3 separate regions of the Homo sapiens genome follow, and regions 1 and 3 are each linked to region 2. Evidence: chromatin loops called from intact Hi-C (ENCODE). Cell type or tissue: PC-9. All regions are shown on one strand. Region 1 overlaps ANKRD13A (ankyrin repeat domain 13A). Region 2 overlaps GIT2 (GIT ArfGAP 2). Region 3 holds the start of ANKRD13A (ankyrin repeat domain 13A).

Region 1 (8,000 bases), 88 kb before region 2:
CTCCTGGGTTCAAGCAATTCTCCTGCCTCAGCCTCCTGAGTAGTTGGGACTACAGGCACACACCACCACACCTGGCTAATTTTTTTTGTATTTTTAGTAGAGACATGGTTTCACTATATTGGCCAGGCTGGTCTCGAACTCCTGACCTCGTGATCCGCCTGCCTCGGCCTCCCAAAGTGCTGGGATTACAGGCATGAGCCACCGCACCCAGCCAAACATAGCAGATTTGTGAGTTAGTTGCTTCTTTGCTCAAAAGGCCCTGTCAAGACTCATCTTGAGACTGAAATACTTTATTGAATCTCCAGGTTTTTATTAATGGCTTTAAAGGCATAGTTGGGCATCCTGCTCTCTTGCTCCCCTATAGTCAAACAATTCTCCACACAAAAGCCAGAGGAATCTTTTTTTTTTTTTCCGACTAAATCAGATGATGTCATTCCTTTGCCTACAGCCCCCTAGTGGCTTCTCTTTAAACTTAAAATCCGTGTTTTCTTCATGGTCTCCAAGGCCTTGCACAGACCAGCCCCAGCCTTCCTTTCTGGCCTGATTTCCTGCCTCTCTTCCTGCACTCCTTGCCTGGTTGCCTCCCTTCTGTTCACTGAGTGTATTGGGCTTATACTGGCCTCAAGGCCCTTCCTTAGCTGATCTGTGGGCCTGCAGCATGCTCCCTGCAGAGCCTCACTCGTAAGGTCTCAGTTTTTTGTTGTTGTTTTTTTTTTTGAGGTGGAGTTTCATTCTGTCGCTTAGTGGCGCAATCTCGGCTCACTGTAACCTCCGCCTCTCGGGTTCAAGCGATTCTCCTGCCTCAGCCTCCTGAGTAGCTGAGTAGCTCAGGAGTAGCCTCCTGAGTAGCTGGCGGATGCCACCACACCTGGCCAATTTTTGTATTTTTAGTAGAGACGGGGTTTCACCATGTTGGCCAGGCTAGTCTCGAACTCCTGACCTCAAGTGATCCACCCACCTAGGCCTCCCAAAGTGCTGAGATTACAGACACGAGCCACCACACTCGGCCTGTCTTAGTTTGTGAGTCTCCTCCTCGGATGCTTCCTGACTGTCCCCCCTTCTTGCTGCCCACCCTGTCTCCATCCCTAGCATGTTACTGTTTTTTTTTTTCACGGTATATCAAGCTATGTGAAATGCTCTCATCTGTTTGTTTCTCCCCCAACTATATTTAGAGACAACTGGAGAGAGGATCTGTTTACAGCTGTTTGCACAGCACTTGACATAGTGCCTGGCAGCAAGTGGCATTTGATAAATCATTGGCAGTGAGTGGATGAATTGCCTAACCTGGAGCTGCCATTAGGAAGTAACCTGTTTTCCCTTTGCAGTGTTGATGGGAACCATTTTCAGCATCCTGCTGGTGACTGTCATCCTTATGGCATTTTGTGTCTACAAGCCCATTCGGCGTCGGTGACAGCCAGACAAGTTCTTCAATGAGTATTTGGGAATAGGATAAGTTGTGTTGCACACAGGCCAGTGGAGAAGTTGGAACCAAAACTTTCCTACTTGGAAATGACCTTTGGTCTGGACAGTTGGTAAATGCTAAATGAATTAGAAGAAAACATGTACTAGACATTATTTTTTCCTAACACTGTAGCGCAAATAATTGGCCCCTGAGTCCGCTTCTCAGTGTTTCTGACTGTACTTGTTAAAAGTAAGACCTGAAAGCTCCAAAGGTCAGTGTAAAGATGGAGTGTTCATGAGAAAGAAAACATGGTAACCTTGTGAGTGCCTGTAAGAACCACACTGTAAAGAACTCATCATTAATGCTTGAAAATGTTATTAAGAAGGAGACTTACCATGCAGACATTCCCTATTTAAGAACCATTTGGTTACAGTGGGTTAAGAATCACAGATTTTTTTTTTTAATCTCACCTGAGTTAGCCTAGAATGCGCTGGTTGCAAAGTGGTGTCAGCTGTGGGGATCTTGGGCCCTCGTTCCTCACCTGCATCCTGCCCTGCACTCAGGTGCTCCCCCTGAAGTCAGGGTCACATCAGGTAGACCTGTTACTATATGCACCTTTGGCCTGGAATGCTCTGAAGTTGGACTGGAAATGTTACTAGGTTGGCCTGTTACAAAAAGGACCCCATCCTGCTTAAACACATTGATCTCCCTTGCCCTGCATTTGAGTCTTTCTAGCCCACGGTCTGAAACTTGAGGCAGCTTTCCAGATTTGGAATGTAAAAGGCTCAGTGGGCACTCTGTTCATCCCTGGGTGGGGAGGGCCCAGCCAACAGAAGTGCATGTCCACTGTGCGGGCCAGTGTGTGTTTACACAAATTTCATCTCAGCTTTGAAAATGCTGCTATTAGTTTCCACTGTTGGTGAACTGGATTTTTTCCTCCTATTGAAATGATACTTTCATACTTATAAAGCTGTCGTCAATATTTATTTCAAGGTGCTAGATTTAATTTTGTTATTAAATTGAAATGCTTATCTTGTGTTCAAGCACAGCACTGATTTTAACAACCTGCATTTAATGTGAAGTAACCGAAGTAGGATACTGTAACTGTGTAAGGATTTTGTTTGTAATCTTGTAACATTGAACCATTGAAATGTTCAGTTCTTTGCTTTTGAGCAAAACGTCAATTAAAACTAAAGTAAAATCCTATATATTGTTTTACTCCACCAGTTATTTCCCAAGTGTTTGAAATGCAGGTGTGTGTCTGAATTTGATCTAATCACTTAAAGAAGCTCTGTGAAGTGAAATTTCTTTTTTTGAGACGGAGTTTGGTTCCTGTTGCCCAGGCTAGAGTGCAATGGTGCATTGTTGGCTCACTGCAACCTCCACCTCCCGGGTTCAAGCGATTCTCCTGCCTCAGCCTCCAGAGTAGCCAGGATTACAGGCATGAGCCACCATGCCTGGCTAATTTTTTTGTATTTTTAGTAGAGATGGGGTTTCACCATGTTGGCCAGGCTGGTCTCAAACTCCTGACCTCAGGTGATCCACCTGCCTTGGCCTCCCAAAGTGCTGGGATTACAGGCGTGAGCCACTGCGCCTGGCCTAAAGTTGAGATAAAAGTCTCCTAGTGCTGCCTATGATTTAGTGACTGTGGAGTCATATCAGCATGTTGTATTTTTTTCCACCTGGACCTCAGGCTTAAACCTACACATATTTCTAAACAGAGGCCTAGGTGGTACTTTGAACTTCATCACTCACTGTACCACTGAATCACTTGAAATCTCCACATCCAGTTCATCTTCCTTGATGTCATTTGTGGTCAGCAGGAGACTGCGACCAAGCTGGCAGTTATGGCAGTTTCCCTTTCCTGTCATTATTTAGAGCAGACTTTCAATCCCTTGACATGCCACGTTTATGTAGTGTGACAAGCTTGTTTATAGAGCAGAGTGCCTTAGGAACTTAGTTCCTAGCAGTGTCTAACGTGCAGAAGTTGCTCAATTAAAGTTTCTGGCCGAGTGCGGTGGCTCATGCCTGTAGTCTCAGCACTTTGGGAGGCCGAGGCGGGTGGATCACCTGAGGTCAGGAGTTCGAGACCAGCCTGGCCAACATGGTGAAACCCCGTCTCTACTAAAAATACAAAAATAAGCCAGGCATGGTGGCACACGCCTGTAATCCCAGCTACTCGGGAGGCTGAGGCAGGAGAATCGTTTGAACCCGGGAGGCAGAGGTTGCAGTGAGCCAAGATCGCGCCATTGCACTCCAGCCTGGGCAACAAGAGCAAAACTCCGTCTCAGGAAAACAAACAAACAAAAAAAAAAAACCACTTCCTGCTGATATTGGGCCACTCAAGCTTAGCTTTTCAGTTTTTAAATAATCCATAGTCATTGCACCTCTTGACCTGAAAGAGTAATGGTTTTCTTCATAGTGTCCTTGTGGCTTCAAAGTATTGATATCTACTTTCCCCTAAAAGCAAAGCAGCTCCTTTACATCTTCCCAGAAATACAGCCTCATTTCTGGAACCCATACATTTCTACTGGCCACTGCCTTTGTTGTTTTTAATACCCGCTTATTTAGATATAGGAAGAGTTTGGAAGCCTTATCATCTGGACTTCTAGGAACAGCCTCACAAAGCAGTTGGCTTCAAGGGATAGCATTGATGCAGAGCTTTGATGTTGGCTGGGCTTCCCTTACCCCACAAGAGCCAGTTCCCCTCCAGGAGGACCACAGAGGTGTCAGAACAGCCCAACACTGGCTTGCTTTTAGTTGCCATTTGAAACAAGCAGCATGGGGCTTGTTAACCTGGGCAGGAAGGCTGGGAGGAGCATGCCACCTTTGCAGTGATGAACTGAGCGAAGTGAGGCATTCTAATGTTCTACTGACATACGTAACAGGAAGTGTGGGTACATCCAGTGACTAGAAAAAACTGAAAAGGAAAAAGACTCAAAGACTGGAATTTTGTATGAGCACCCTCTAAGGAAGCAGTCTTTATTTGCATTTTTAGAGTGAACACATATATGAAAAACACTGCAACAGGTTGACACAATGCTCAGTCCCTTTTTAAGTGAATTCCTGGGGAGAAAGTCAAGGACCTTAGGGAGCAGAGCAGTGGAATGCAAACACAGAAATTACCTATGAGTCACTTTTGTGAGCCAATGACACGGCCTCACTGCAGCCATTCCAAGAAGTATCTTTGCTCACGGTAAATGCAAAGTAAACAAAATACCACACTGCATATTTGAAACAAACAAATGTGACGTTGCCTATACTGGCCTCATGTGCAGAAGGAATTTTGGTCAGACAATGACAAAAAAAAAAAACAAAACAGATTGTGAAATGGAATTAAAAGCACAATTCTTTGTATCTGGGAACGTTTCACTGGCAACACTAACTGTATGATACAGACGTTACCTGGAACAGTAGTTATGTTTCTCTTCCTATCCCCAAAGAAGCACAATAGAAGAAATAGACGCAAAATGGAGGAGGGTGTTGTTTACCAGGTTATTTCAGTGCAGCCTGTGGGAATGAATACACGGGCCACAGTGAGCAGTGCCCTTGGCTGTATTCCCCAGGGTTCTGTATGTTGTGCGATGGTTATATACAAGAGGGTTTGACAAAAGAGAGTTAACTACTAAAGGTATCCAAAAAAGGCCTGAGAAAATCTGGTTAAAATGTATAACCTTGTATTGCTACTGATGGGAGTTGTTTTTATATCTTTTACAAATAATAAAAAGATTGTTAAAAAATAGATTTATCCAGAAAGATGTTGATTTGAACTCTAAAAAGCAACGTGGAATCATTATTTTCCCTTTTGAATGAAGAGCCATGGAGCTCCGTGGTTTTCAGCTCCCTTTCTGGTTGCAAATCAATCCTTCCTCTGGAGTGAGTCTAGGGCATGCGGGCTCTTCCTAGGTGTCTACGTGGAAATCCTTCACTCATGCAGGTGTAGAACACACCTGGTTTGGTTCTGTGTGTTCCAATATTTTGGCCAGCTTGCCCACTTCAAGAACAAGCCTCAGGTTCCCCTAGCTGCTCCTTCAGGGACAGGATTAGCTGCCTTTGATTTAGCCTGGAGAATCCTGCTCTCAAAAGAATTGCCTTTACAAATTCAAATCAGATCCTTCGATGCGTGCAGTGAGGTGATGTGAAACTATTAGTAATGTTTAAGGCTAAGGCAACATCCATGGCCATTTGTGTATCTTAATTTGATGCAAATAGTTAACAATAATCTAAAATAGATTCTATATGTATCTCCTCTAACTTTAGCTGGGTGTGGAAGGAATGGAATCAGATAGATGGAGGAAGAATAATGACAATGTCCTAGAAACCCTGTAAAAAGGTAAAAATAAGGAGATCAGCACAGATTACCCATTTCTTTGGTGAACAGTAAAGAAGTGTCTCCAATTCTCATAGATCACACTTTACAAAGGCGGCTGCTGCTCTTATATATAAAAGCACCCTGACTCTGCAATAACTTGTCTTGTTATCACTCCTTGATAAAAATTTATCTACAAACCTGCGGGGATTGGGGTTTTGTCTAAAGCTGGTAGTAAAAATGTGACCTGCAAGCCAATACAGCTAATGGAAAGTGATGATGCTCTCCTCCCCTTAGCCTGGAGATGGGGCCTGCAATCCCTGGTCCCTTCTCCACCCCAGGGAGCAGCCTGGATGGGCCCAGGAGTCCCTGGTTCTGCACCTCTGCATAAAGAAGGGGCAGTTGTTGCCTGCTGCATGCACGCAAGGTGCAGGCCCTTAGCCCTAGGGCCCTGGTTGACACAGCATCTGTGACAGCCCACAGCCTCTGCTTTGTGCAGAGGCTCACAGGCTGAAAGGTCTATTTGTCAGTGAGTGACAGCTGTAAGACTTGCTGGAGCTCAGCCTCTTCCTCCTGGAGCCGGAGCTCCCATTCCTCCAGCTCTTTGGCAGAGAGCTCCATGGCTAGCTGCAAGTCATTATCAAAACGGCTTGTCTCGCTCAGGGCGCTGGGGCACAGGCCTTCTGTGCTGGTGAGGAGGCTCTCCTGGATGGCCCTGGGTTGGAAAACAGATAAAAAGGGAGAGTCACTACTATCATCATCATGGTGGCAGCAGTAACTACATTTCTTAACCGCTTACCAAGGGCACACTGTGCCAGGCATTTAATATGCATGATGCCAATTAATCCCACATAACTGGCGGTGTAGGTGTTGTATACGGGTGAGAAACCCCACAATCTTGCCCAAGACCACCCAACCAGTAAGTGATAGGGCTGGGAATTGAACTTGGATCTGTTTTAAAGCAAAACTCAGGTTCTTCATCAACAGGCTCTCATAGACACCTTAAGTATAAGTCTTCGTAAAATGAATCCTCGCGGTTTTTCCCGTAATCTCTGGAGCTGTTCCTCCAAACTTCCTTATCTTTACAATTATATAAACTTCCCACTGAGGACATCTAGGCCCTGTGATCATACATCATTCATAGAAGATCAAACCAATCAGAAAAAACTGACTCAGTACGTTTCCCCCAATGGCACTGACCTGTGAACCAGTCAGCAATTCTATCACCCATTCCTGGAAACTTGCTATCAAGAGTCTAGAGTTATTATAAGTAACTGCCACAAGAGGAAGCAAGAGAGCCAACACTTTAGTCTTTTTTTTTTTTGAGACGGAGTCTCGCTCTATCGCCCAGGCTGGAGTGCAGTGGCGCGATCTCGGCTCACTGCAAGCTCCGCCTCCTGGGTTTGCCATTCTCCTGCCTCAGCCTCCCGAGTAGCTGAGACTACAGGTGCCTGGCACCATGCCCGGCTAATTTTTTGTATTTTTTTTAGGAGAGACAGGGTTTCACCGTGTTAGCCAGGATGGTCTCAATCTTCTGACCTCGTGATCCGCCTGCCTCGGCCTCCCAAAATGCTGGGATTATAGGCGTGAGCCACCGCTCCTGGCCTACTTTTTCTAGTCTTTCCTGCCAGTTTGTGGCACCGTACATCTGCCTGAGGACCAAATGCACAGTGCCACGCGTCTGCTCGCCTGTGTCCAGGCCTGTGTTCACCCTGGTTTATTCCAGAGTCACGTCAGTCAATCACCTCTCATACTGGGCGTCATAGGTGTTTGTCTGGCTGATCCCTCCATTCGAAGCTGGTCCTGAAAGTTCCTGGCAAAGACAAATGTGATAGACATGAATACGTCTTAGGAGAAATTGGTGCCATTCTGGTAAGGAAACGATGGCAGCAAGAACCAAATTAAAAGTCTTTCCATGACCATTATCAATAGTGCTGTGTGAAAAGCTAACAGGGACTTGGGTTACCTCAAAAACAACACCTAAGTGGGAGGTAGTAACATGCCACAGCCTAACTCACAGCCACAACCTTCTCATCCTTTGTACAAAATCAGTCTCTTAAATACAGCTAACCCACGTGGAAGATATACACAACGAAAAGCAAAAACACAGCTGACCTTGGGCAAAGTTCAAGTGACCAAAGCAGGTTTTTGTTTTTTTAGAGACAGGGTCGCACTCTGTTGTCCAGGCTCAAGGGTAGTGATGTGATCGTAGCTCACTGCAGCCTTGACCCCAGGGCACAAGAAATCCTCCCACCTAAGCCTCCTGACTAGTTGGGAATACAGGTGCAC
Region 2 (8,000 bases):
ATGTGCCCTACGGAGAAATGTGTGTTAAATAAGCATCATTCAGGCATGATTTATAGTGCCGTTGGCCATGAGTTCAATGTTAATGAATCAATACTATGTATTAAATAAGGTATCTTTAAACAGAAACACACGTAGAACAAGGTTATATATTGATTGGTTGATAACCCCAGAAGCACTGATCTAATATTGGCCAAGTCACAGCAACTTTTTAGAACATAACTACCAAGAGGCTGGGTGCGGTGGCTCACACCTGTAATCCCAGCACTTTGGGAGGCCGAGGTGGGCAGATCACGAGGTCAGAAGATCGAGACCTTCCTGGCTAACACGGTGAAACCCCGTCTCTACTAAAAAAATACAAAAAAATTAGCTGGGTGTGGTGGCGGGCGCTTGTAGTCTTAGCTACTCAGGAGGCTGAGGCAGGAGAATGGCGTGAAACCGGGAGGCGGAGTTTGCAGTGAGCCAAGATCGCGCCACTGCACTCCAGCCTGGGCAACAGAGTGAGACTCTGTCTCAAAAAAAGAAAAGAACATAACTACCAAGCATAACAAGAATTGACTGTGTGTGGCTATAAGTGCTCGGAGAAAAACCTAGAAATAGATCAACAAATAACAATGGCTATAAGTGATTATCTTACTTGTTCATTAGTTTCTAAATTGAATATATTGACTATTCTGTAATTATATTTATGTGTTTTAAAATATTTAAACAGTTAAAATAGGATCTATCCTTTATTATTATTATTATTTTTTTTTTTTTTGAGACAGAGTCTCGCTGTCATCCATGCTGGAGTGCAGTGGCATAGTCTTGGCTCACTGCAACCTCCACCTTCTAGGTTCAAGCGATTCTCCTGCCTCAGCCTCCCAAGTAGCTGGGATTACAGATGTGCACCACCACGCCCAGCTAATTTTTGTATTTTTAGTAGGGATGGGGTTTTGCCATGTTGGCCAGGCTGGTCTCGAACTCGTGACCTCAAGTGATCCATCTGCCTCAGCCTCCCAAAGTGCTGGGATTACGGATGTGAGCCCCTGCGCCCAGCTAGGACCTAGTCTTTTTAAATAACCACCATTCATCACCCAGATATCATCCATCCATTGTTTCCTCAACATCTCTGGGAAACAATATTAGAAGTCAGAGTTTGAGTTGCCTGAAAGAAATCAGAGAGACTTGGGTAGTTTGTGAAATCTTTTGTTCAAAGTGTATTAGATCCTCTAGAATAATCCCTGCTCCCTATGGGATAGACACTCCCTGTAACATGCACATGTGTATTTGTTTGATTCATTCTCCTTTATCTCTTTCTCTCGCTGAGATGCAGGTAATTGACTAAATGCCAATGTTTCTATTCTTTTTTTTTTTTTTGAGACGGAGTCTTGCTCTGTCGCCCAGGTTGGAGTGCAGTGGCATGATCTTGGCTCACTGCAAGCGGGTTCATGCCATTCTCCTGCCTCAGCCTCCCGAGTAGCTGGGGCTATAGGCGCCCGCCACCACACCCGGCTAACTTTTTGTATTTTTAGTAGAGGCGGGGTTTCACCATGTTAACCAGGATGGTTTCGATCTCCTGACCTCGTGATCCGCCCGCCTCGGCCTCCCAAAGTGCTGGGATTACAGGCGTGAGCCACCGCGCCCGGCCCAGTGCTTCTATTGTTTGAGTGCCTAGGTTCTGGCTCCAGTTTAACAATTTGCTTTCTGTTTTGAGTGACATTACCTTGTAAATATGTTATAGGTATTCATAGAATTACAGTTTATCTTCCATTACCTACAGCCTTATCTTCATGACCTGGAGCTAGGCTCTATCTCTAGAAACTTGGGAACCTGCCTTCTTTATCTGAGCAGTTCCTTCCTAAGCCATCTGTTTAATTTGCCCATATTTGGCAGGTAGATGAGAGGAATGCTGGAGTCTCTTATGTAGCTGTCCACCTGGTTGAAAACTTTTTCTGTTATCTCTGTATTGGTGTGAATATAACGTTGCCATTTCTGTCATTTTTTTTCAGTCCTTGTTCATTTTGTTTTTGTCTTTGTTTTTGCTCTTAGAGACAGGGCCTCACTCTGATGCCCAGGCTGGAGTACAGTGGTGCAGTCATGGTTCACTGCAGCCTCAATCTCCTGGGCTCAAGCAATCCTCCTGTCTTAGCCTCCTGAGTAGCTAGTAGCTGGGACTACAGGCCTGTGACACCAGGCCTGGATAATTTTTAAATTATTGTGTAGGGATGGAGTCTCATTGTGTTGCCTAGGTAGGTCTCAAACTCCTGGCCTCAAGCAGTTCTCCTCCTTGGCCTCCTAGAATGCTGGGATTACAGGCAAGAGCACAGCATTCAGCCCTTTAAGTCCTTTAAATGGCTAAACCAAAAAATCCTCTCCGTAGTTTTTTGGAAGAAAAGCAATGTTTTAAGCCTGAAGTAAAGTTGTTTGCTTTTATTGATAGACAATGTGGAGCTCATACTGAAAACCATCAATAACCAGCACAGCGTTGAGAGTCAAGACAACGATCAGCCCGACTATGACAGCGTGGCATCAGACGAAGACACAGATTTGGAAACCACTGCAAGCAAAACAAACCGGCAGAAGGTGAGAGGCCATGCGTCCCATGGAAGGGCAAGCACGCATCAGCTGAGGGCTAGCCCTGCCAAAGCTGCTGTGCAGTGAGGTTGGGTTTGTTACTAGCTCAGGCCAAGCAAAGGTGAAACAAGGTTAAATGGTTTTAAAATAGGGATCCTTGTCCCTGCATCACAGCCCTGCTGCAGTTGAGACTTTATAAAACTTGTGAGGAGTGATTGGTGTGTTTTATTCATTCAACAAGTGTTTACTGAGTGACTTCTCTGGATATTACTCTCCTGAATGAGGCCTCGTCCCTTTCCTGTGAGGCTCTCATTGCCTAGGAGAGAGAGAACTGCGGAGAAGGCACAAAGTGATGTGTGTCATACGAAGCACACACAGGCTGAGGGAGTGAGCAGAGAGAGAATCTATGGCTGGGAGCATCAGGTGGGGCTGTGTCATAGGACAGCTCTTAAGATGCGCCTCAAGGGACGCTTGGGATTGGGGCATGTGGAGGAGTCAGAAAGAAAGTGAAACCAGGGCATCTAAGGGGAAGCTGGTCATGCATAGGGACAGCCTAAAAAGGTTGGGACTCGAAGCTGCAGCAGGAGGGGTATGACACCCGACGGAAGAGAGTGGGCCTCACAGGCAGTGCAGAGCCCAGGATGCCATGTCTGGGGAGGACTCTTCTGGTGGGTTAGAGAGTGGAGGGAGAGATCCATACTGGAGCTGATGCAGGCCACCTAAGGACCCATGCTAGGATGGTGCGGGTGGGAGAGACCTCGGCACCAGAGTGTGAGCTGGGGGAGAGGGCAGCAGGACCCCAGGCTGTGCACCCTCTGCTGACCCCCAGGACACACCCACAGAGGGGCTTGGCAATCATTTGAGAATGGATGAATAGGAAGGTAGAATAGAAAAGTCTTGGCAATAAGTCGGAAGGTTGAAGTGGGGAGACAGATTTATAGAAGATTTGTTTGGAGTTCTTCGGCCCACATGACTGTGAGAAAGATGGCGTCATTAGCAGATGCAGGGGACACCCCTGCGCAGACTTCCCGGAAGCCACCTGGTTCACTCAGTGAGAGCCGAGGTCATTCCAAGACCCTCTGTGACCAGGCCCTCTGTCAACCGCCTGGCCTCCTGCCCAGTCCATCCCACACACCTGCTCCCTCTAGCTGAGCTCCACTGCAGGCTGGAATGTTCTTCCTCCAGATTCATGTGACTCATCCCCTCACCTCCTGGGGCTCTGCTCACCTCTCACCCACTCACAGGCTTACCCCAGCTCCCCGCTTAACATGCAGCCCCCTACCCTGCTCTGTCTTATCTTTTCCCACAGCACTCATCACCCTCAATCATGCAATATATATACTCTCTCATGCTGTTGGAATATAAACACCATGGAAGCAGGAATCTTTGTCTCTTTTCTAATATATCCCAAGCACCTAGAACACTGCCTAATGTTCAATGAAAATGTTGGAATGAATGAATTAATGAAAGAATGAATAAAAACAAAACAAGAGTGAACGAGAGAAAGGCTTACAAGACAGGACAGACCTCCTTAGACAGTCATTGTCAGCATAGATGTGTAGCCTCACTGCCTGTTCTATTAGAAAATACTGACTTTCAAATTTTTTAAATAGTATAGTGACCCTACTTTTATGTTTTAGTTTTGCATTACTCTCAGAGGCCTTGATTTGGTTTGACTAACTTTGCAATTCAGCTGGCTTGGTCAGAATTTGAAATTCTTGAGCTGTTAGTCTTTAATGTTCTCGTCATCTCAGATTGTGAACGTTTTCCCAATTTATTTTTAGAGCCTAGATTCAGATTTATCAGATGGACCAGTCACTGTACAGGAATTTATGGAGGTCAAAAACGCTCTAGTGGCTTCTGAGGCCAAGATACAGCAGCTAATGAAGGTGAATAACAACTTGAGTGACGAGCTGAGAATTATGCAGAAAAAGGTAACATGTTAATAAATGCCAGGACGGTTGACGCTTTAATCCCATAGTACAAGGAAGAATCTCAGGCACTGTGATGTGGTCCGAGGAAAGAAAAACAGTTATTGTAACAGCCTTAGAAATCTTTGGGCCAAGTTGTCTTTTTGAAGCAGGATGTATTTGGATATTTAAAATGAAATATATCCAGAGTAAGTTCCCCAGGTAGGAGAAACCTAACATCTATTTAAGCATTTGTGCCCATTAGAATAACCCTTGGACTATTCTGTGCTTCCTGGAAACCTGGATGGGGCTCCATGGATGTGATTCTTCCCATTGCTAGGGAAGGATGATCACACCATGGAGACAGAGCCAATGAGAGCCCTGGGCAGGGGCATGTTTATCAGCATTCAAACCCTGCTCCCACCCTGGCAGCCCTATCCCACATCCCCACCTTATTGCTCACCAGTTTTTACTACTAACTTGTATTATCCCCAGAGCCTACAGGAGGGCCTGCCACAGAGTAGGTGCTCAAAAAATAAGAAAAAACATTTCATTTGTACTAGGAAGAGCTGCACACTGGTAAAAAACAATCTCATTTGCTCAGCATTTTCTCATTCATTACCTTTTGAGAGAATCAGAACCGTGTGAATATATTAATCCCTAAAAGGAGTGTGGTTGATGGTAGCAAGGAATACCCTTAGTAGGAGGGGGATTGTGTATGCAACTCCTTATGAGATGGCTAAATAAGGGAATTCGAAAAATTGCAAATTTTGCCCATGACTTTGTGGGTATCACTCATCATTCAGCTCTAAAATGAGATTTGGACACTTTACTTAACCAGAAACAAAATGAAATATATAATCTATGTCTTTAGGCTGTCATTTGAGAAGTAAGGTTTTCAAATCATTTTCAAGACCTGAGGACGTGGCACACTCCATGTGTGCCTGGACTCTTTTCAGTGCTGCTTCCTAAAGGAAGGTGGAAGAACTAAAAAGGGGCCCATGCCCCTCTGTTTACTAGGGAAGGAAATTGCTGTGCACTTTTGCCTGGGGTTTGGTCTAGGATTCTTTTGATGTTGACTTCTAGAGCATTTTTGAGACTTTTTGAAATAAATGGCTCTAATGCCTATAGTAGCAGGGAATGAAGAATGCTTAAGATCAGCTAGCCTTAAACGAACAGACACTTGTTCTGTGTCTCCCAGCCCTGTCTAGGGCTGCCGTGCAGCTGTAAACGAGACAGACCGAGAGCCCCTTTGTCATAACATACAGGACCTGTATTTTCTTTGCCTTCTTTGGAATATATTTTATTTAGTGGATTATAGTTTGTTCCATTAATTGGACTAATAATTTTGACCAGGTGACTATTTCTGAAACATGCTGATTTTGCCACTGTAAATCAATCTGCTGCACATCACCTTTTAAAATCTAACAATGCTTCTTTTAGTATTTTTGGAAATCACCAGAGAGAGCCTCATTATCTCTGAAAGCAAATGTCTTGAGCTTCTTTGAGAAATGCAAAGTGAAATTATTTGCTTTTGCTTATTGATTATCTCATCAATTCTTAGAAGTGCTTTTGATTTCTGAAACTATTGAATTGTCTATAACTTTTTATTTTCCCTTATACTCCTTCCAAATAAAAAAGTGTAGCCTGGTTCTTATTAAGATAAACGTCATTAAAATTTATGTGAAGACATCTCTCTAAATACAGAGTACTAACATTTTTAAAAATTGAAACCAAGAACTTGTGCTCATGAGAACACATTCAGACAAAATCCAGGCATGAAAAGTGTTAGGATAAAGTTTCAGATTTCAAGGCCTTAACTAAATAACTGCCACAGAGGCTTTTTATACAGACAAACACGTGATCACATGCACCAGTGCCCCATTGAGGGACCTGTGTCAGTTACACACCTCAGTCCTTGAACCTTGACCATTTCACTCTAGGCCCTGGGTTCTCTAATGAATAGTTTCAACAGGCACTTCATGCCTGTCTGTATCCTGGAATGTAGAAATGTTCAGGGCTGCTTTGTCAGCTGCTTTGCAGCTGTTCTTTCCCTGGAAAGGGAATTGCAGATATGAGCTATACCCTGCCAGCCTTTGTGATATAAAAGCATTCTATCATTCTGTAATGGCTTGCTCTTCAGAGAAACAGAATGAGTGGTCTTTTTGTGGAAGAGGCAGTAAGTCACACTTTCACAGCAGTTTGGCATGATTAATATAAAGTATATGGAATTTGTTTATTTAGCAAAGATGTATTGATTATATTTCAAAGTTGGGTAAAGTTTTTAATATACATAAAGTTGACAAAGTAGCATGATTTGTATCTGATCTTTCACATTTAACAGTTGCTTGGAAAAGATGCTAATTAATGAAGAGGAGCAACTACTATTGGTGTATTTTTCACAGATTGGTGCTTTCTAAATAAAAATTGAAAGTAACTCCTAACATTGAATGGGTTTGCTACTGAAAAAGTAATGATCTTCTGGTGCAAACAGTTGCTTGTGGACTTAAACCTTGGCACTGGTGGGGAATTTGGTCAGATTTTACAATCTCTGTCAAAGAGTAGACAGCTGAACTCACACCACACCCAGCTTATAGAATGTCCATGGAAGATGAAGGCGCACCAGAAGGGAAGGACCCTGCGCAGAATGGACGTGGTGAATGGTGTTTAAAATGCCAGATGCCAAAGAGTAACACGATTCCCTGCTGACCCCTTAACTCTAATCCATCCAGCACCATGGAGCAGCCTGCATGTGAGGAATGGAAGGAGCATTCAGGGCCTCCAAGTGACAGTCTCTAAAATGGGGTGGTGCCAGGCAGATTAGCATGTTCAAAGCTGACACCACTGAGGTCGTGTTTTTTGGGTGACAAAGCCAAAGGAGAGAAAGGCCAAATATTCCAGCCCTGGCCGAAAGATGATCACTCACCAGACGGAAGCAAGCGTGCTGCGTGGAGCATCCATGCGAAGATGTCAATTCCATAGATCAATAGGTTTCCAGTTTTCTTCGTGATATGTTAATATAGCAAACTTACCATGATCCGGTTTTCTCTTTTTTCTTTTTTTTTTTACAAAGTGCTGAATTGTTTGGAATATCAAGAGTATTATGTAATAAAAACTTGTTGATCATAATTTTTCTTGTTGGCTTTTTGGAAAGCAATAGGCGATCTGATTTTTCACAAGCTGAACTTCTGTCTTTCTTGCTTTGCAAAGCAACCCTAGTCATCTTTGTGCTGCTTCCATGGTGTCTGCTGTCATTTTTGGCCTTTACAAATTGCTCAGGGCTCATTTGAAAAGCAAGTTACCTAAATGATGTTTTAATGATCTCGAACTCTTGCTTGAAACAGCCTTAGTAATAATCCAGTGTACAGCTTGCCTGCAAACATTTCCCAGCCCCACCATGACAAATTTTAAAGTGGTTAGACATTTTGTTTTGAGGAAGTCCAAACCACAACTTTTCCACATTCAGAAATGAAGCTATTTAATTTGCTTACGTGATGAAGGGAGTTGATTGTGTTTCACCCAATCCAGAAGAAAGGG
Region 3 (8,000 bases), 51 kb before region 2:
GTACTACACAAAGCTACAGCAATCAAGACAACGTGGTACTGGCATAAGGACAGACATACAGGTCAATGGAATACAATTTAGAGTCCAGAAATAAACCCACACATTTATGGTCAATTGATTTTCAACAAGGGTGCCAAAATAATTCATTGGGAAAGAACTGTCCTTTCAACAAGTGCCGCTTGAACAACTGCATATCTACATGCAAAAGAACAAAATTTTGGCTGAGCTCATTGGCTCATCCCTATAATCCCAGCACTTTGGGAGGCCAAGGCGGGAGGATCACCTGAGGTAGGGAGTTCGAGATCAGCCTGATCAACATGGAGAAACTCCATCTCTACTAAAAATACAAAATTAGCCAGGCATGGTGGCGCATGCCTGTAATCCCAGCTACTCGGGAGGCTGAGGCAGGAAAATTGCTTGAACCTGGGAGGCGGAGGTTGTGGTAAGCCGAGATCACACCATTGCACTCCAGCCTAGGCAACAAGAGCGAAACTCCATCTCAAAAAAAAAAAGACAACCCATGGAATGGGAGAAAATATTTGCAAATCACATACTGATAAGGGCCTACTATCCAGAATATGCAAAGAACCTTTACAACTCAACAAGTCAAATAACTCAATTTTTAAATGGGCAAAGGATTTGAGATGACATTTCTCCAAGGAAGATACACAAATTGCCAATAAGCACATGAAAAGATGCTCAACATCATTAATCATAAGAGAAATGCGAATCAAAACCACAATGAGATGCCACTTCACACCCACTAGGATGCGTACAAACAAAACAACAGATAATACCAAGTGTTGACAAGGATGTGAAGAAACTGGAATCTCATACACTGCTGGTGGAAATGTAAAATAGTGCAGCCACTTCGAAAAATTGCTGGCAGTTCCGCAAAAAGTTAAAACATAGAGTAACTACATGACCCAGCAATTCCTCTCCAAGGTATATACCCAAGATAAATGAAAACATATACCCATACAAAAACTTATACATGGGGCTGGGTGCAGTGGCTCATGCCTGTAATCCCAGAACTTTGGGAGGCCAAGGTGGGCTGATCACTTGAGGTCAGGAGTTCAAGACCAGCCTGGCCAACATGGTGAAACCCCATCTCTACTAAAAATACAAAAATTAGCCAGGCGTGGTGGTGCACACCTGTAATCCCAGCTACTAGGGAGGCTGAGACAGGAGAATCGCTTAAACCCAGGAGGCAGAGGTTGCAGAGAGCTGAGATCATGCCACTGCACTCCAGCCTGGGCAACAAAGCAAGCTGTCTCAAAAAAAAGGAAACCCACAAAAACATATACACAAATACACACAGCAGCGTTACTCATAATAGCCAAAAAGTGGCGACAACCCAAATGTCCATCAACTGACAAACGGAGAAACATTTTCGTCTAACAAACAAAACATAGTACATCCATGCAATGGAATATATTCAGTGATAAAAAGGAATTAAGCACCTGAAACATGCCACAACGTAGATGAACCTCCAAAACATTATGCTAAGTAAAAGAAGAAACAAAAGGCCACATATGATTCTATTTATATGAAATGTCCAGAATAGGCAAATCTAGAGACAGGAAGTAGGTTAGCAGGTTGCCTGGGCTGGAGGGGTTGGGGAGAAATGAGGAGTGACTACTACAGGTATGGGGTTTCTTTTTCGGGTGAGGAAAATATTACAGGGTGGGTGCAGTGGCTAACACCTGTAATCTTAGCACTTTGGCAGGCCAAGGCAGGAGGACTGCTTGAGCCCAGTCTGGGCAACATAGGGACACATTTTCTCTACAAAAAAATCTTTAAAAATTAGCCAAGCGTGGTAGTGCTTGCTTGCAGTCCTAGCTATTTGGGAGGCTGAGGTGGGAGGATTGCTTAAGCCGAGAAGGTCAAGGGTGCAGTGAGCTGTGATGGTGCCAGCCTAGGCAAGAGAGTGAGACCCTGTCTCAAAAACAACAAAAAAACAAAAAAGAAAGAAAAAGAAAAAAATTTCTGAAATTTGACAGTAGTGATAGTTGCATAACTCAGCAGATATACTAAAAACCATTGAATAACCTTTAAATGTAGATTATATAAGTGAACTATATCGCAATAAAAATCTTTTGAAAAAATCAATCTGTATATGTTTATACATAATACATAAAACGAATCTCTCATGTACTGTTTGACAAGTTGCTTAATTCCTCCTGAGCTTCAGTTTGCTCGCTTGTAAAACTGAACAATAAAAAAAACCTACCTTACAGTTCTTACAAGGGGAAAGTCCTTAACTTAGCACGGTGCTTGACACCACAGTAAGTGCTGAGAAGAGTTACCTGTTATTATCATACGCCCACACTATGTAGTTTCATATAGCTGTCACTTTCTCCCTAAAAGGGATTTGCTCAAATTGCATTACAGTTATTAGTGGGGCTTAGAATCTTCAACTAATAATATGAGTTCAGAGAACAAGGAGTTTCAGAATTTAGCTGGAATTCACTTTTTCTTTTGAGACAGAGTCTCCCTCTTGTTGCCCAGGCTGGAGTGCAATGGTGCAATCTTAGCTCACCGAGATCTTGGCTCACTGCAACCTCTGCCTCCCAGGTTCAAGCAATTCTCCTGCCTCAGCCTCCCGGGTAGCTGGGATTACAGGCATGCACCACCACGCCTGGCTAATTTTGTATTTTTAGTAGAGACGGGGTTTCTCTGTGTTGGTCAGGTTGGTCTCGAACTCCCGACCTCAGGTGATCCGCCCACCTCGGCCTCCCAAAGTGCTGGGATTACAGGCCTGAGCCACCACGCCCGGCTGGAATTCACTTTCGAAACTGATCATTTAGGTTTTCCTTTTAAGTTTCTTTAGCCATGAGCTATACCCAAATAAAAATACCCATCCTCCTTTAACTAGGAGTTTCCTTCCTATTTGCTCATTTCAGCTCATCCACTTTTCTTGCTCAAAAGCCTTAAAAAAAATTTATTTTTTTTTTGAGATGGAGTCTCATACTGTTGCCGGGCCTAGAGTGCAATGGTGCGATTTTGGCTCACTGCAACCTCCGCCTCCCAGGTTCAAGCGATTCTCCCACCTCAGCCTCCCAAGTAGCTGGGATTACAAGCACCCGCCACCATGCCCAGCTAATTTTTCATATTTTTAGCAAAGATGGGGTTTCACTATGTTGGCCAGGCTAGTCTTGAACTCCTGACCTCATGATCCACCTGCCTTGGCCTCCCAAAGAGCTGGGAGTACAGGCGTGAGCCACCGTGCCCAGCCAAAAAAAATTTTTTTTTAAGGAGACGGAGTCTTACTATATTGGCCAGGCTGGTCTTGAACTCCTGTCCTCAAGCACTGACCCCACCTCAGCCTCCTCAATCAAAAGCCCTCTTTACTATCTTGCCATCCTCCTGCCGAGCTCTGAGGCCAGGCTGCAGAACCAGACAACTGGACACCCCTTCCAGCTTGCCCACTAGCCTCAGGTGAATTATCAGTTCCCCTGTGCCTTGGTACCTGGCATGCAGGAAGTGCTTCATAAACTCACTGTCACCTTTAGGGGGACTCCAGCAAGAGGCTGCTGGCTAGTCCTCCTCTCTCTCAACACAGACAACCACCCTCACTCCTCTTCACTCTCAGACCATCCTGGTCCTGTGTGGCCCCCACGCTGAGTCAGTGGAAACAGGAATCTTGAGGCCAGTTTCCTAAGGTGAGCTTGAACCCCCGATGACCAAGGGGGCACATGAGGAGAGCAGGCTCTAGGCTCTTCATCTTGGATGCCTAGCCCATGGCTCAGCGATTTGAATCTGTGCCCGGGGCCTCACCTGGCCTGCCCCAGGCTGGAGTGAGAACCCCAGGAATGTCCTCCTCTTACCTAGGTGCTATACTTTTCACCTGCTGGCTTCCTAAACAGGGAGCCTGGCTCTAGAGTCAGGCCTCATTTGCCACCCTCCACCTCACACAACCCAGGTTTTCCAACCCTGTCTAAGGTACACTGACTCACCTTTGCATCTGTCCCCTTAAGTGTTCATGTCTCACCATCAGTAAGAAGGCCAAAGAAGTTTAACAGACTTCTTTAGCTAAGCGGCCAACGACATAAGCAGAACACAAACAGTTTCAACTTCAGCAACCAACTTCAAGGCCCCACTGAATATTAATGAGCTGATGGGTTAAGAGGCACTTTATTAAATGCCTCTGCTGATCAAATGAAGGCCTGAAACAATCTGGTAGTTGGCATAGTTACACAACTGCCTGCTATTAGTGAGACAGTGGGATTGGGGCTGGCTCACACACACAGAAACACGTGCTTATCCTCTTCATCTGGATAAACTTGATTCTTTCTTGTGTTGCTGTTCCTGGAACAGGAACAAAAAACCTGGAAAAAAATTCTTACAGCTATCAGTATACATGCTCCAAGTCTCAATCAGGTGATAGACGGAATGAGGAAACTGACAGCAGAAACTCACCAGCAAACAAAACATTAAGGGAAACAGCCACTTTATTGCTGGGGTGATAAGAATTTTTTGGGTTTTTTTTGTTTTTTGAGTCGGAGCCTCGCTCTGTCTCCCAGCCTGGAGTGCAGTGGCACGATCTTGGCTCACTGCAACCTCAGCCTCCTGGATTCAAGCGATTCTCCTGCCTCAACCTCCTGAGTAGCTGGGATTACAAGCACGTGCCACCACATCCAGCTATTTTTGTATTTTTAGTAGAGACGGGGTTTCACCGTGTTGGTCAGGCTGGTCTCCAACTCCTGACCTCAGGCGATCTGCCTGCCTCAGCCTCCCAAAGTGCTGAGATTCCAGGCATGAGCCACCGTGCCCGGACTTAAGAATTTTTTGTTTTTAATTATGCAATCAATACATCTTCCTTGCAGAAAAACTGGAATATAGAGCAAAAAAGCTCAATCCCCAGGTTTACAAATGATGATTATAATAGCAGCAGCTACTAGTAAATATTGTTTCCAATTACCATATGCCTGCACTTTCAGGTCCATTATCTTCCTTATTTATTCTCCATAATCTTGAAATGAAGTCATTTTTACTGAAAGAAGTATAGTAGGGGTTAAGAATACAGGATTTGGGCAAGGCACAGTGGCTCATGCCTGTAATCCCAGCACTTTGGGAGGCTGAGGCGGGCAGATCACTTGAGTACAAGAGTTCAAGACCAGCCTGGGCACCAAAAGAAGTAGATTCCTAAAAACCAAAACTGGTCATTTTTAAAGTGTCCTAGCTGAGTCTTACAGTTTTTACCTCTGTACCATGTCTAGTAATAGAAAAGGAATTAAATGATCAGTATACTAAAATGCCTAATGGTGAATCATTTAGTCTGAGGGCATGTGTCATATCTCCTTAACTCTTAAATAGTTGGTCTGTCATCTAATTAAGAACGATGACTCTCACAAAAGTTTATCGTATCTGGAATTCTTTTTAAATGAAAAAAGGCCGGCAACAGTGGCTCATGCCTGTAATCCCAGCACTTTGGGAGGTAGAGGTGGGCGGATTGCTTGAGGCCAGGGGTTGAAACCAGCATGGCCAACATGACAAAATACCACCTCCACTAAAAATACAAAAATTAGCCTGTAATCCCAGCTACTGAGGAGGCTGAGGCAGGAGAATCGCTGGAACCCGGGAGGCGAAGGTTGCAGTGACCTGAGATCGCGCCACTGCACTCAAGTCTGAATGACAGAGCGAGACTCCATCTCAAAAAGAAAAAAAAAAAAAAAGAAACAGAAAAGAAAAGAGGGTAATTTTGGACTTCGGTGAGGGCTCAACCACCTTAAATATGGCAGGTTGCAAGCACACAGCTTGCAGCACCCATTCACCAAATGGAGTAATGCTAACCTTCTCAATTTTTGTCAACCATAAGACAAACAATCCTCCTCTTCCTCTACAATTTCTTGACAATTATAGCACCAATTTTGAGCCATTCAAAAACCAGGTCTGTAAGACACTGGATAAAATGTATGAAGTCAACAAGAACAACCATACTAGATTTCAGGGGTAATCACAAATCCTCATCCTAACTGCTAAGTTTGTTAGCTTGAAACTTGAGGGCACCAATACCTCCCAGAATTGTTGGGAGACTTTAAAAGCAGAGTTTCTCAGCCAGGCGTGGTGGCTCACACCTGTAATCCCAGCACTTTGGGAGGCTGAGGCGGGCGGATCACCTGAGGTCGGGAGTTTGAGACCAGCCTGACCAACATGGAGAAACCCCATCTCTACTAAAAATACAAAATTAGCCGGGCGTGGTGGTGCATCCCTGTAATCTCAGTTACTTGGGGGGCTGAGGCAGAAGAATCGCTTGAACCCAGGAGGCGGAGGTTGCAGTGAGCCGAGATCGCACCATTGCACTCCAGCCCGGGCAACAAGAGCGAAACTCAGTCTCAAAAAAAAAAAAAAAAAAAGAAGGAAAGAAAGAAAAGCAGAGTTTCTCAACCAAGACGCTGTCGGCTTTGGGGGCCGGAGAAGTCTTAGTTGCGGGGGGCTGTCTTGGCCATTGTAGGATGTTGAGCAGCATAACCGGCCTCTACCCACTACCAGAAGCACCCACTCCCCACTTTCAACAACCAAAAATGTCCCATACATTGCCAAATGTCCCCGGGGGGTCGTGGGTGCAAAATCACCTCCAACTGAGAGCACTACTGCTTTAAAGAGATAGCAATAATGAAAAGATTAAAGCATCAAAGCACTTTAGAACAGGAAGGGATTTTAAGGAGCCTGAGAACCCGTGATTCTCAAACTTTGCTAGGTATCAGCCTCCCTGGGGAGTTTGTTAAAAATGCGGCACCTGGACCTCACCCCAGACCTATCAATAGAGTCAAGTGTTGGGTTCTGCCCCAGCACCAACATCCTCATTCTACAGCTAAGTTAACGTCGGCCAGAGAGGGAAAATGCCTTGCCCAAGGTCACAGGGCGAGTTAGAACCTGGACTCCAAAACCAACCAAGCCCTTCCTTACAACAAGGAGAGTGTGCTATTCTTACGTCTTTGAGGCAGCAGAACCTAAAAATGGTTAAGACGGTGCATTCCGGAGCCAGCCGGCCCGAGTTAAAATCCCGACTTGGCATTTATCAGCGGGGCGGCCTCGCACAAGGCACGTAGCGTCTGAGGACCTGTTTCCTTCTCTGTCCAGTGGAAAAGTAACAGTACCTACCCACCAGCGTTATTGGAAAGGTGAAGAGAGAAGATATTTAAAAAGCCCGTCGCACGGTAAGCACTCGATACGTGTCCTATTATTAGGACTGTCCCACACCTGCAAAGTGGAAGGGGTCTGGGGATCCCGGGGACAGAGGGCTGGAAATGGGCTCAGGGAGGCGAAACGACCCCCGATTCCCCGAAGTCCCCACCGGGAGACGGACCCCCGCCCCGCCCCTCACCTGGCCCTGCAGCTCCTTCTCGAGCTGCCGGTAGTCGTTTTTCCAGACTAGGAGGTGCAGGGGGTAGTGGTCGCCCGCGTCGCAGGCCGAGGACATGGCGAGGAGGCCGTAACCTGGTCCTCGTCGCCCGCCCCAAGTCTCGGCCCCGGCGGGGTCTCCCGCGCCCGCCTGCCTGCCCTGAGGCCGGCGAGCAAGCGAGCGTAGGGCGTGTTACGCTGCCGGCCGGCTGAGCCGGTCGGGTGCGGGGCGCGCGGGAGGTCCGGGGTCGCCGGCCGGCTCAGGGACCAGGTCGGCCGCGCCCACCCCGCGCCCCGCGGCGTTCCCGCCCGCGCTGACAGCTCGCGGACAGACTTCTGCGGACCTAACTGCCCCAAACAGGGAAGTGCGGAGAGCGAACCACCGCATGCCGCGGCGGGGATAGGCGACCTTGGGCACCGGGTCCGGGGTCCGCGCCATTGCACCCACCTCCAGCTCACACCGAGAAACTCAGTGCAGCCCACAGAACAGAGCTGAGGCTCATTCTCTTGGCCAAAGATCTCCACGCGGAAAGTTCCGTCTACCTGTCCCCAGCTTCTTTCCCCCTGCTCCAGTAGCCCCATGTGGTTCGGTCCACAACTGGGCCTCTTCCATTGGCTCTGAAGTCAGGGGGTGACAACTGAGCCCCGGACCA

Evidence for each region. A loop is a pair of places that touch in the nucleus more often than their neighbours do. Peaks named below come from ENCODE experiments on the same cell type or tissue, not always from the same donor. Only the 100,000 strongest peaks of a DNase experiment are listed, where the experiment ranks them.
Region 1: a loop joins it to region 2, with 4 times the contacts of the local background. A loop is called at or near these places in 2 of 110 quality-filtered maps.
Region 3: a loop joins it to region 2, with 2.2 times the contacts of the local background. A loop is called at or near these places in 19 of 110 quality-filtered maps.

The regions. Positions count from the first base shown.
Region 1 is chr12:110,035,785-110,043,784 of GRCh38, reverse strand. It overlaps ANKRD13A (ankyrin repeat domain 13A), which reads right to left. Exons shown (of 15, transcript NM_033121.2): 14 at 7,457-7,524; 15 at 4,022-6,426. The coding sequence ends at 6,231. It overlaps C12orf76 (chromosome 12 open reading frame 76), which reads left to right. Exons shown (of 2, transcript NM_001389625.1): 2 at 1,326-2,608. The coding sequence ends at 1,411. Among named protein-coding and RNA genes, the nearest start is that of C12orf76, 8.7 kb to the left of the region's middle. RefSeq lists an enhancer at 773-1,286. In PC-9, CTCF peaks have their summits at 205 and 410 (motif pointing left); DNase peaks (open chromatin) are centred at 414 and 4,524; H3K4me3 peaks cover 1,330 bases; H3K27ac peaks cover 3,109 bases.
Region 2 is chr12:109,947,654-109,955,653 of GRCh38, reverse strand. It overlaps GIT2 (GIT ArfGAP 2), which reads left to right. Exons shown (of 20, transcript NM_057169.5): 13 at 2,420-2,562; 14 at 4,338-4,487. Among named protein-coding and RNA genes, the nearest start is that of GIT2, 45 kb to the left of the region's middle. RefSeq lists an enhancer at 7,583-8,000. In PC-9, no CTCF peak of the experiment used is centred here; DNase peaks (open chromatin) are centred at 3,723 and 4,373; H3K4me3 peaks cover 565 bases; H3K27ac peaks cover 2,201 bases.
Region 3 is chr12:109,999,115-110,007,114 of GRCh38, reverse strand. It overlaps ANKRD13A (ankyrin repeat domain 13A), which reads right to left and starts at 7,685. Exons shown (of 15, transcript NM_033121.2): 1 at 7,331-7,685. The coding sequence starts at 7,426. It also overlaps a transcript of GIT2 not described here. RefSeq lists enhancers at 1,466-1,605, 7,772-7,961 and silencers at 7,472-7,561, 7,572-7,691. In PC-9, no CTCF peak of the experiment used is centred here; DNase peaks (open chromatin) are centred at 3,944, 4,314, 5,324, 7,974 and 1 weaker place; H3K4me3 peaks cover 1,641 bases; H3K27ac peaks cover 3,092 bases.